2 separate regions of the Homo sapiens genome follow, and region 1 is linked to region 2. Evidence: chromatin contacts called from ENCODE Hi-C data. All regions are on one chromosome and are shown on one strand. The core of a region is the stretch at or near the end of the contact, and the rest is flanking DNA. Distances in the headings are between cores, read along the strand shown.

Evidence for each region. A loop is a pair of places that touch in the nucleus more often than their neighbours do. Pooled maps may share reads with other maps.
Region 1: a map with no recorded cell type shows a loop between it and region 2 (2.3-fold over the local background). The contact joins two enhancer-like sites. A Hi-C loop is called at or near these places in 2 of 37 single-sample maps with no recorded cell type and 3 of 50 pooled maps.

Annotation. Positions count from the first base shown.
Region 1 is chr7:42,885,307-42,890,834 of GRCh38, reverse strand. No RefSeq gene overlaps it. Among named protein-coding and RNA genes, the nearest start is that of C7orf25, 24 kb to the left of the region's middle. RefSeq lists enhancers at 2,271-2,320, 1,916-2,459 and a silencer at 2,401-2,450. Within about 2 kb of position 2,419, at least 34 of the 41 ENCODE cell types and tissues checked have a DNase peak (open chromatin) inside an H3K27ac peak, as active enhancers do.
Region 2 is chr7:42,736,712-42,742,287 of GRCh38, reverse strand. No RefSeq gene overlaps it. Among named protein-coding and RNA genes, the nearest start is that of LINC01448, 33 kb to the right of the region's middle. Within about 2 kb of position 2,512, at least 5 of the 41 ENCODE cell types and tissues checked have a DNase peak (open chromatin) inside an H3K27ac peak, as active enhancers do.

The DNA.
Region 1 (5,528 bases), core at 1,170-3,669, 150 kb before region 2:
GCTGTATAGCATGAGGCCAACAGGGGCAATATCTCGTATCAGAAATCCTGGGGCAACTGATAGCTATCCTAAATATCCAGAGATTGCAGGAGGCATTTGAAAAGGTTGAGAAGACTCTACAGTAAAGGCTTTTTTTTTTTTTAAGAAGTCACTTACAGGAGTGTCTGTAGACTTTAATTTAGAAGTAAAATTTATAAATGAGGAATATGTTGCCACCAAAACCCAAAAGTACTAAGAAATATTGGTCTCGAATGTCATCAATGTATGTATTAAGTGAGTCTCCTTGGCTGAGAATGTCCTGGATGTACTCTCATACCAGTGCTCCTGGAGAAGGTGGATGTCGTTAAGATTAATTAAAGATTGCATGTGATGACACAGCTGCAGAGGTCTGAAAAGGTGTACTGTGTTCTTTTAGAGGAGGAGGCGAACTGCAGTGAAGACGCTATTGAAACAGCACGTTAGCCAAATCCACAAGAGCAAAATATTTACCAGTTGTTGATTGAACGGAATCAGCAATTTTAATAATATTAGGTATTGGATATAGGGGCCCTAATGAAAGGGCTGTTAAATGGGGAAGTGGGAATAATCACGCCTTTATTAATAGGTTTTTTAGAATTGGTTTTAATCCATTTCAACTTACTTTGGGCCATATTAACTATATTAACTGGGGGTACAAGGGGTTCCATTTTATTAAGTCAATTTGTAAGTGCCAAAGACTTACTTTAATTTTAATTTGTTATTTATTGTGTCAGAGCATCTCTGCCTAATATAGAATATCTTACAGCAATGGATATATAACTATGGGAAATTTAGGCCATGCTACAAATGAATATGCAAGGCATATTCATTTACAAAATATTATATTCAGTTACCTGCTCAAGATTACATGGGCAGAGTGTTTAAGTTTAGTGGAATTCCCCAGGTATAAATATAATTTGAGCCCCAATATTAAGTCCATGCATTTTTGTTAGTGCATTTTAACAAATTGTTAAAGTTAAATTAGAACTGACCTTGTAGAAGCACAAAGCCAGTACGTGTCCTTTTTAATCTTTTTGTTATGTAAATTCTTTGATATATAAATTGCTATATGCATTATGAACTTCTAACTATATCAAAAGATGCAAATATATCATATACACCATTTATCAACATATATTTATGTTAAAATATTATATATAACTTTTATTTAATTACCTTTTTCCCCCTCTGTATCTAGGGGTTTGTTTATAAATCAGTAAGTGATCTAGGGCTAGCATGTTTGCTAGACCTGGCAGCTGCTAAGTATTTAAAGTTTAAAGTTCATCTCTTTTTTTTTTTTTCTTGGACTTGTAATAGCATAAAGCAACAGTCTCTCTCTCTCTCTCTCTCTCTCTCTCTCTCTCTCTCTCTCTCCCTCCCTCTCCCTCTTCCTCTTTTCTTTCTTTTTTATTTTAGGCTTTAGTTGCTTGAAGGCATTCTTAGTCTCTGCCTCTGGTTGATAAGAGGAAAAGAGGGAGGAGGGAAGGGCACAGTGTCTCTAGGCAGCCAGCTCTCTACAACTTCCGTGATTGCAAGATCATCGGTCCCCTTTTTCCTTCCTTTTTTTGTTTTTTTTTTCTTTTAAGTATAATCTTTAGAACGGCTTGTATTTCTTGGTGGCTAAAATAAAATTTTTTCTTCCTTCATCTCTCTGGATGTTTACCTGACATGCTCCTGGTGGTAGGAGTAGCCTCCTGGTGTTCTGTCCTTACAGAATGTTACCCGAAAAAATTGGAGGGTGACCTCTGTGTCTGCTGGCCTTGCAGGCAGCGGCTTCCCTTTCCATGGTGACCCACCGGAGCTCTGGAGGTGGTGGGGAGCGAGGAGCGACAGCAGCAGGAACCGAACAGGGCGGCGCCTGCCTGGCAGCGTCACTCTTGCGGGGCCTGTGGGACGCAGGTGAAGTTACTCCCATTAGGGTTAGGGTTAGGCCATATGATCCTTTCACCCTGGCTCCGCTTCACGAGCACAGTGAAGCCCAGTGTGTCGCATCACCCTCTCTGACTGTGACTAAGGAGAAATCGCTGCTTCCCAAGAGCCTGCTGGCGGGTTCTCGGGAAGTAGCGCGCAGCCGTGCCCTTTGCCATGGACAGGCCCGCCCACCACCCAGGCCCCAGGTCACGCAACAGCGCACCCAGCTCCAGGGACAACGCATCCTCCAATGGAGGCCGGCGACAGAGGGTCCCCACAGTCCCAGGAGGGGGTCTGATTCTGCAAAGGGAACACATCCTCCTACCACTGGGACCTGCCCTCCGCGCCGCAGGCAAGGAGCCGGCTACAGCCGCTACAATTCCGGAGAGTCCCGGAGGCGACTCGGACGACAGCAGGACCTAGTAGCGCGCAGCGACGAGCAGCGAGATCCAGCGCCTGTAAGCAGCGCGCGGCCCCAGACCTGCTGGGCCAGCTGATACAGCAAGGTAGCAAGCCCTCTGCGGGGGACAGACACCGGGATGGTGTCCAAGCCGCGACTGCAATCCTGCAGACTAGGCTAATTGTTTGGAATGAAACTTTATCAGTTTAGCCCGGCAATTACTCTCCTCAACAGCTGAGAGGCCAGGATAAAAGAGCATCAGCATGGGATCTACCTGCTTGGGGCCCTTTGGGGCGGCGTCACACTCAGGGATTAGATTTCAGGCACTGCTTCAGTGACACAACCGCAGTGTGAAAGTTTAAGCGTTTTTGGTACTTACAGATCCTGGAGGGAGCGCGGGCGCGCGCGCGCGCACACACACACACACACACACACACACACACACACACACACCACACACCAAGGAGTACAGGCAGAGAGAGAGAGAGAGAGAGAGAGAGAGAGAGAGAGAAGGGACCCGTAGACCAATACCTTTATTGGGTTCAGAGTGTTATCCAAACAGGTTTAATTGTTGAATTTAAAGCAAGCAGGCACTGGTTCCAGGAGGTCCCCCTGACTGAGAGGCGGTCACGTTAAGTTTGCAGGCAAATGTCTGAATGGTTCCTTGAAATGAAGCAGTATCTCTGGCCACCAACTGGAGCCATTCCAGTGGGGAATAGTATTAGAAACGGTGTCAAGGCTGACTGAGCCCTGCTTCTGGTATGAGAAAGTTAAAACATATTTTAAGATGGATGCCAAGGCAACATAAAATTATAAGCTCTCACCACATGTTTATACCCAGTTCTGGCATTAAAAAATGCTTCATTTTTTTCAAAAAGAGTTATAAAAAACTTTTGCCATGTGTTCTGTTTTCTTAGTTTTTCTGTTCTGTTTTTTGCTTTTGATAATTGGAAATGTTTGAACTTTTGTATTAGTACTGACGTTTTTATAATACCCATTCTTCCTTCTTTCCTTTAGATAATATTGACTGGGTCTCTACTGTAAGCAAGAAGAATATAATTTGTTTTGCAAACTCCTCTTTCCTTCCTTTCTCTGCCATTCAATTTTAATGATTAGAATAATGCATATTCTCTTTCTTTACTTGCACTCTGTGCACCTAAATATATTTAAGCTTCTGCTTTTTTTTTTTGGTAGCTTGAAATGATGTCATTTGTTTCCCAACTTTTGTAAGTAAATCATTGAGCTAATTATGCTTTTCCCTCTCTTTCTTTTTTTAGGTTGTGCTTTTTTCTGACTTTGTCAGAGAACATGTTTCTATATCATCCTTTGATTCTTATCTTACCTTTGGTTTAGTCTTAGATCTTCAGTTAAATATATTAAACACTCACTATTAATCTTGTTTCACCAGTTTTCCCAGGTGTCAGGTTTCTTGAAAAAAGCTCATGGGTCAGCATCCCCTGAGTTCCAGCATGTTCAAAACTGTTTCTCCATAGCTTGGATATGTGAAGGAATCTTGCTTGGTTATAGAAGCCTCACTTCACACTTTCCTTGCTTTCTTGTAAATGTTCCTCCATTTTGTTCTCTTTGACTCATTTTACTTTTTAAAAAATTGTGCTATTTTAAAATACCAGTCATAAAGCCAGCTAGCTATTACAGAGATATGTGTACTTTATCACAAATTTAATTTAATTTCTTATTATTATATATATATTTTTTTGAGACAGGGTCTCACTCCGTGGCCCAGGCTGTAGTTCATTGGTGCTGGTTCCAGGAGGGCTCACTGCAGCCTATAACTCCCAGACTCAAGTGAAACCCCCACCTCAGCCTCCTGAGTAGCTAGGACTACAGGCATGTGCCACCACACCCAGCTAATTTTTTGTATTTGTAGTAGAGAAGGGGTTTCACCATGTTGCCCAGGCTGGTCTCTAATTCCTGGGCTCAAGTGATCTGCCTGCCTTGGACTCCCAAAGTGCTGGGATTACAGGCATGAGCCACCGTGTCTGGCTCACAAATTTTATATAAAATGACTTCCTATTACCTTTAGATGAGAAGGAAAAAACACATAGCCTGTGGTTCCCTCAAAACTCTAACATGTAACTTTTAGTGGGGAAAATAAGGTACTTTTGCTAGTTATCCACAAGGGGGAAGACTGATTCCATTTCTTCTGGAAGGTATCCATTGGGCCATCATTACTGATCATTTATTTTTATTTTTATAGATTTAGAGAGTACATGTGCAGTTGTGTTACATGGATATATTGTGTAGTGGTGAAGTCTGGGCTTTAGTGTTCTATAAATTACAATAATTTGTTAAGATATCTTTTGCGGTCTATTTTTCATACATGTGCTGTCTCTTTACCATATGTAGATTCAGAACTTTTTTTTTTCCTCAGGAAAGTTTTCTTGATTATAGTTTTACAATTAGTCCTAGTCTATTATTTGGTTTTTCTTCTTCAGGTTCTCTAATGATACTTGTGTTCGATTGTGCTTGTATCCTGTTCTTTCTGCTTCCATTTTCTTGGTTTTTATTATTTCTATCTGTTATGTCTCTTACTGTATTTTTTGTCTTCCTGTTCTCCCTTGGCTACCTAGTAATGCAGTTTTTGTTTCTAAGATTTGTCTTTTTCTCAAGTTCTTAATTATGTCAGTTTTTATTTTTATTTTTATTATTTTTTTAAGACAGAGTCTCGCACTGTCACCTGGGCTAGAGTGCAATGGCACGATCTTGGCTCACTGCAACCTCCACCTCCTGGGTTCAAGTGATTCTCCTGCCTCAGCCTCCCAAGTAGCTGGGATTACAGGCACCTGCCACCACACCTGGCTAATTTTTTGTATTTTTAATAGAGATGGGGTTTCACCATGTTGGCCAGGCTGGTCTCGACTCCTGACCTCAGGTGATCCACCCGCCTCAGCCTCTCAAAGTGCTAGGATTACAGGCGTGAGCCACTGTGCCCGCCTTTTTTGTTTTTTTGAGACGAGTGCAATGGCTCCATTTCAGCTCACTGCAACCTCAACCTCCCGTGTTCAAATGATTCTCCTGCCTCAGCCTCACGAGTAGCTGAGATTAGAGGTGTGCGTCACCACACCTGGCTAATTTTTGTATTTTTGGTAGAGACGGGGTTTATCTATGTTGGCCAGGCTAGTCTCAAACTCCTGACCTCAAGTGATCCTCCCACCTTGGCTTCCCAAAGTGCTGGGAT
Region 2 (5,576 bases), core at 1,263-3,762:
GTTGGTGTTGTGCAGTAGTCTTCTTACCTCTTTCTCACCTCACCACTCCTTTTCACAAAACCCTCCGCTGCAGCTTTTTAGTTCAAAGCTCCCTGAAAAGTTTATTCCTAGAGCGTAAGTTCCAGAACTCTGTTAAAAGTGAAATTCTTCTGGAAAAGAAAACACTAGGCTGCATACTAATATTAACTGATTTTAAGTCTTTGTCGAGCATAGGTTTTGGTAAGAAATTAGCACGAGAGGTTTTGGACATTTACAAGAGTGAAAGGGGAAAGTTACAGAACAGAGTGTCTGGAGACAGGGAAACATTTTGCCATTTCACCAGGTCAGCAGCCAGCCCACCACCATCTTTTGTGTTGTAAGGATGAGGTAGGAATAGAGCCAGAATTGAAACTCTGAACTCTGAATAACCTGGGGCAGGTGGCTTAGCCGCTCTGAGCCTCAGCTTTCTTCTAGGGAAAATGAGGTTATACTTGTCTTCTGCTACAAACATTATTAGGAATCATGTGGATAAGGTTATCCATAATTTTATTATTTTTACTTTATAATTAGAATTTATTATTTTGAAAGGTAGACTGAACAGAACCAACTATAAGTAGTTTGGATATATTCTATTCCAGCTATTAATTATGAGGGCTTTTCTTTTTTAATTTTAAGCAAATGTTGAGTAATCAAAATTATTTAAAGTCTATGCCTATCCAATTTTAATATCTAAAAGTAATACGCAGGGAAAATCCAATGCTCATCTAGAAATGTGAAAATGTGGTACATTAGAGACAAGGTTATTACCTTAAAATTATTACAATTAAGTGTTGTTATAGTGTTGTGTGTATTTGTCCACATTAACTTGATTAGTATCAAAATTTAAAAACAAACTATTCAAACATATAACATATCCATTTCACAGCACTTGTTCAACCCTGGGTTGAACTTTCATATAAAGATAGAAAATACAGAAGAGGATGAGACCCTAAATGCAAAGCATCTGCTCAGCTTGTTAGAGGACACACTCTAAGCTGTCACCCAAATAAACGGTAATATCTGCAAATCCTGCAGTGCATTCTTCTAGAAACAGTATAGGTATGATTAGCAAGGTCAAAGGGTAAAGAGCATTGTGTCCCACACCCAGGTCAGAAACCCCACCTCTACTAAAAATACAAAAATTAGCCGGGTGTGGTGGCACACACCTGTGGTCCCAGCTACTTGGGAGGCTGAGGCAAGAGAATCGCTGGAACCCAGGCAGCAGAGGTTGCAGTGAGCTGAGATCACACTACTGCATTTCAGCCTGGGAGACAGAGCAAGACTCCATCTCAAAAATAAGTAAATAAATAAATAAAATAGATGTATTTTTATTTTTATTTATTTATTAAGACAACTGAAAGAGAGTACGATTGGAACCAAGGGAGGATAATGTGTATAGATGACAGAGATGGAACCAGGTAGTTTAGCAACATACCCACTGAAAGCACTGCCAGGTGACTGTGCACAGGCAGGGCTTGATTCCACCTCATGCCCGTGCTTCTACCCTAGCTCCTGTCATGTTGTCTCAAAACTCTTCTGATTTCCTAGAGGTGAATTTTTATTTTGAACCACAATAACTTGCACATTCAGAGTCTGTCAAGCATTTTCAAATCTATCTGGAGGATTCCCAGGAAATTCTGCATTGACTCACAAGTTTTTCCAAGGTCAAGAACTCATTCCTGAGGCCAAGAACGATTGTAGTCTGGCATACTTGAACAATTTTCCAACTTTCCTGTGATTGGTTAAGGTCTAATTTAGTTGGTTCTTGGTTTTCCCTGGTTAGCATCCGAAGTTAATTGCAGACACCATACATAATTATTATTATTTTTTGTTTCCTGCCACTTTTTGTCAGTGAACTGTGTATTGACATTTGAAATCGAGTTAGGAAAAAGTTCACATCTGCAGCTGTTCCCTTCTTGTGGTGTGGATTTCTTTTATGAAATGTCCTTAAACATTCCTCAACTTCAGTGGTAAAGATGGAAGCTGCAGATTTTTTCAGAAAGTTTGGAGCTAAAACCCTAAAGCATGTTCCACCAACCCCAAAGAATACTTCTACCAGAGGTGAAAAAGACTTTCTTGCCTTTTCAGAAAATTATCATGTCTTCTTTATGTTATCTACAGCCATTGCCAGGGCCATTGTCCTGAAAACGCACAAAATGCAGCATGTCTGAACTGGAAGAACGTTTAGAGCTTTTTCAGTCCAACTTCTCAGATTGGAAGTGGAACCTCAGACAAGTGTTTGGGCCAATAATTCAACGCAGTGTAGCAGATAAAGGACACGAACCGAGGTTTCCAGTCCTCGGTCTTGTGATTCCACTAAACTACTCCTAATTGAAGAAGAGATGGAGAGATTATAAAGGATTCATCTGCTGCTTTACATCGACTCTGACAATCCAACACTAAATTGTTTCTCTGTGTAGCAGATGCTGTTGGCACCTCACCGAGATTTCTTCAGCACTCACAGTTCCCACGCTCTGTGCTGCTGGCTTCCTCTGGGAAGTGTCTACAACTCTTGGCCTGAGGGCTTTCAGGAGATGCCTCTAGGAGAGGCTCTCAGCCAATGATGGATAGAGATGTTGTGCTTTAGAGTGGGACAATTCTGAGATGAGTTTGACACCATCTCCCGGATGCCCCGGGGGGACTGAGCCCCAGGTGCTTACAGCAGCAACCTGCCCATCAATGCATGCTCTTTGGGCTTCATTCTCTTTGCTGTCTCACTTCCATACTCCCCGAGGTAGGCAGAATAACCCCCAAAGATGACCCTACCCTAGTCTCCAGGACTTCTGAGTCTGTTAGCTTACATGGCAAAAGGGACTTCGAAGATGTGATTAAGGTTATGGAACTTGAGACAGGGATATTGGATTATCTAGGTGGGCCCAATCTACTGTCATGGGTCTTGGGAAGCTGAGAATCTTTTCTGGCTGGTGAGAGAGATGACGGAAAAAGGGTGAGAGAGATGCAATGTTGTTGGCTTTGATGATGGAGGAAGGGGGCCATGAGCCAGGGGATGCAGGTGGCCTTGAGAGGCTGGAAAAGGCAAGGGCTGCCTACTCCTTCATCCTATCTCAGTGAGGTCAACATTGGATTTCTGATCTAAGAACTGTAAATTAATAAATGTGTCTTGTTTTAAGCCAGCAAATGTGTGATGTTTTGGCAACAATAGAAATTTAATTCACTCCTCTCTTCATTTTGGAATTACCTGTGAAATAAACCGTTTATATTCAAAGCCTTGTGTCAGGGTCCATTTCTTGGGCAACCCAAAATGCACAGTAATATCTAGAGTCCTCTACAGCTATTCATAATTGTGATAAAGAGATTGGAAACATAATTGGAATGCTTCACAGAGGGATGAAGAACAAACAGCACTTCCAGTGTTTTCATAAGGTTTTGTACAGCTACTATGGCCAAAATAGTTTTTGGAACCCACTCTTAAGTTTGCATAAGCATACGTTCATATCATCTTCATTTTTGGAGGCAAACTGGAAATTCAGGACAGTGGTTCCTCCCTCATTTTTCTTTCGTCTGTCTATCTCATTTTCCCCTGTATCTGAGTGCGTGGATGCAAATTAGATACGTCTCTGATGTTTCTTATAATTTTTTACTCCCTTTTTCTTTTCTTCTCTCTTGACCTTTTGGTTTATTCTATCTCCTTCTTCCTCATCCCATCCATTAGAACACATGGAAATGGTAGTGATGGTAGTGTTGGATGTTTGTAGGTTATTTGTCTATTGTTCACTCTCTTCTCCCTCTTTCCTGATGGCACCGAGGTTTCTCTTTGGTTGCTTAGCAGTCAGAACTTTCAGTAGGATTTACTCCACCAATCAATTCAGGATGAACCTGGACCAGCCTTAGCCAAACAATGTAATTTCATTGTAATGACTCCAGTTTCCAGTTCAGAAATTGTTACGTAACTCAGAATAAGCCAATCAGTGATTGACTTTCTCATGATCAAAGCGATTAGTTCAAGAAAGGAGAAGTAAATAGAGTTCAACAAATTAGAATGAAGGCCAGAAAGTTTGACTGTTGGTTGGGAGAAGAGAGAGTCTATACTCTAACAGAAAATGTAGTGTGAAGTCGTATAAACTGCTACAGCTCTGTATGCTAGCCTGAGACCTGAGGGTGGAGCTTAAACATGGAAGTAGGAAACAGCCATGAGAACAGAAGAGAAAGGGCCTCTCTCTTCCCTATTCTTACCCCTCAACCCCATGGACAGAGTTGACTGAGGAAGAAAAATCTGGGCATTAGGCTACAGATGGTTCTGCACAATATGTTGGTATTGGCTGGCAGTGGGATGACTACAATATTATCCAAGTAGGAGTGTCCTGAAGACCTTGGGGAGGGGAAATGATCCATGCTGTTGAACACTTCATCCTATTGTTCACTTTGCCTGGGTGATGAGAAGGCCAGAGGGGTACGTATCTACACTGTTTATGGTTAACTGGTGTGGCTGAGCATGCTGGTGTGGCTGAGCAGCCAGGGACTTGAAAAGAACAAGCTGAGAGGATGGCGACGAGGAAGGCTTTTGAAGAAAAGCATGTGGGTGGCATCTTGGAATGGGCACCAAGCATGAAGATATTTGTGTTCCATGTGAATGCTCAGCAGAAGGCACTCTCTAAAGAGGAGGCTCTCAGGAATCACATGGGTGACATTTGAAGGGTTCGACAGTCCCCTGCTGTTGTCATGGGAGCACTCCTCGGTGGTGGTGGCTGGGTCAATTGTGATAGGAAAAGGCTTTGTTGTCAGCCCCTTCATAACCTGTGTGTGTGAGCTGCAGCTTCAATGGTGTCTCATTCATGCCTGGGGCAGGAGTTGGTGCTGACAGCAGGAATCTTCCTGTGGAGGAAACTACCACTGTTTGAGTACCTCCTATGTACTAGATATTATTTATTTCACCCTCGCATCATTTCTGTAAGGCAAGTATCATTACAATTTTTAGATAAGGAAACCAGAAACCTGTGAGGGAAATTAATCACGACCATGGAGCTGGTTAGTGGAGGAACTAGCATTCAACACAGATCTGTCTGACTCCACAGACCCAGCTCCTTTCATGGTGCCCAGGATTTCTCAGCTGCATGGGATAAGTGACCCTTGGGAGAGAGCTGGCTCCACCTGGAGTCTCCTCTGCCCTGCTTGGGACTCCCCCTTTGGAGCTCATCTGTACTGCAACCCTGTGAGCTCTTCATGGAAGTATATCTGAACTATGAGCATTTCTCTGCACCTGCACTGCTGTAACCTGGTCCAAACATTCATTGCCTCTAGCCTGGGCTACTGTGACACCTCCTGCTGGGGTCCTTGCTTCTACCCTTTCCCCCATACTGCTTATTTTCTTTTTTTCTTTTCTTTTCTTTCTTTGTTTGTTTCTTTTTTTCTTTTCTTTTTTTTTTTTTTTTGAGATGGAGTCTCACTCTGTCGCCCAGGCTGGAGTGCAGTGGCGTGATCTCGGCTCACTGAAACCCTGCTTCCTGGGTTCAAGTGATTCTCCTGCCTCAGCCTCCTGAGTAGCTGGGACTACAGGCACATGCCACCACGCCCGGCTAATTTTTGTATTTTTAGTAGAG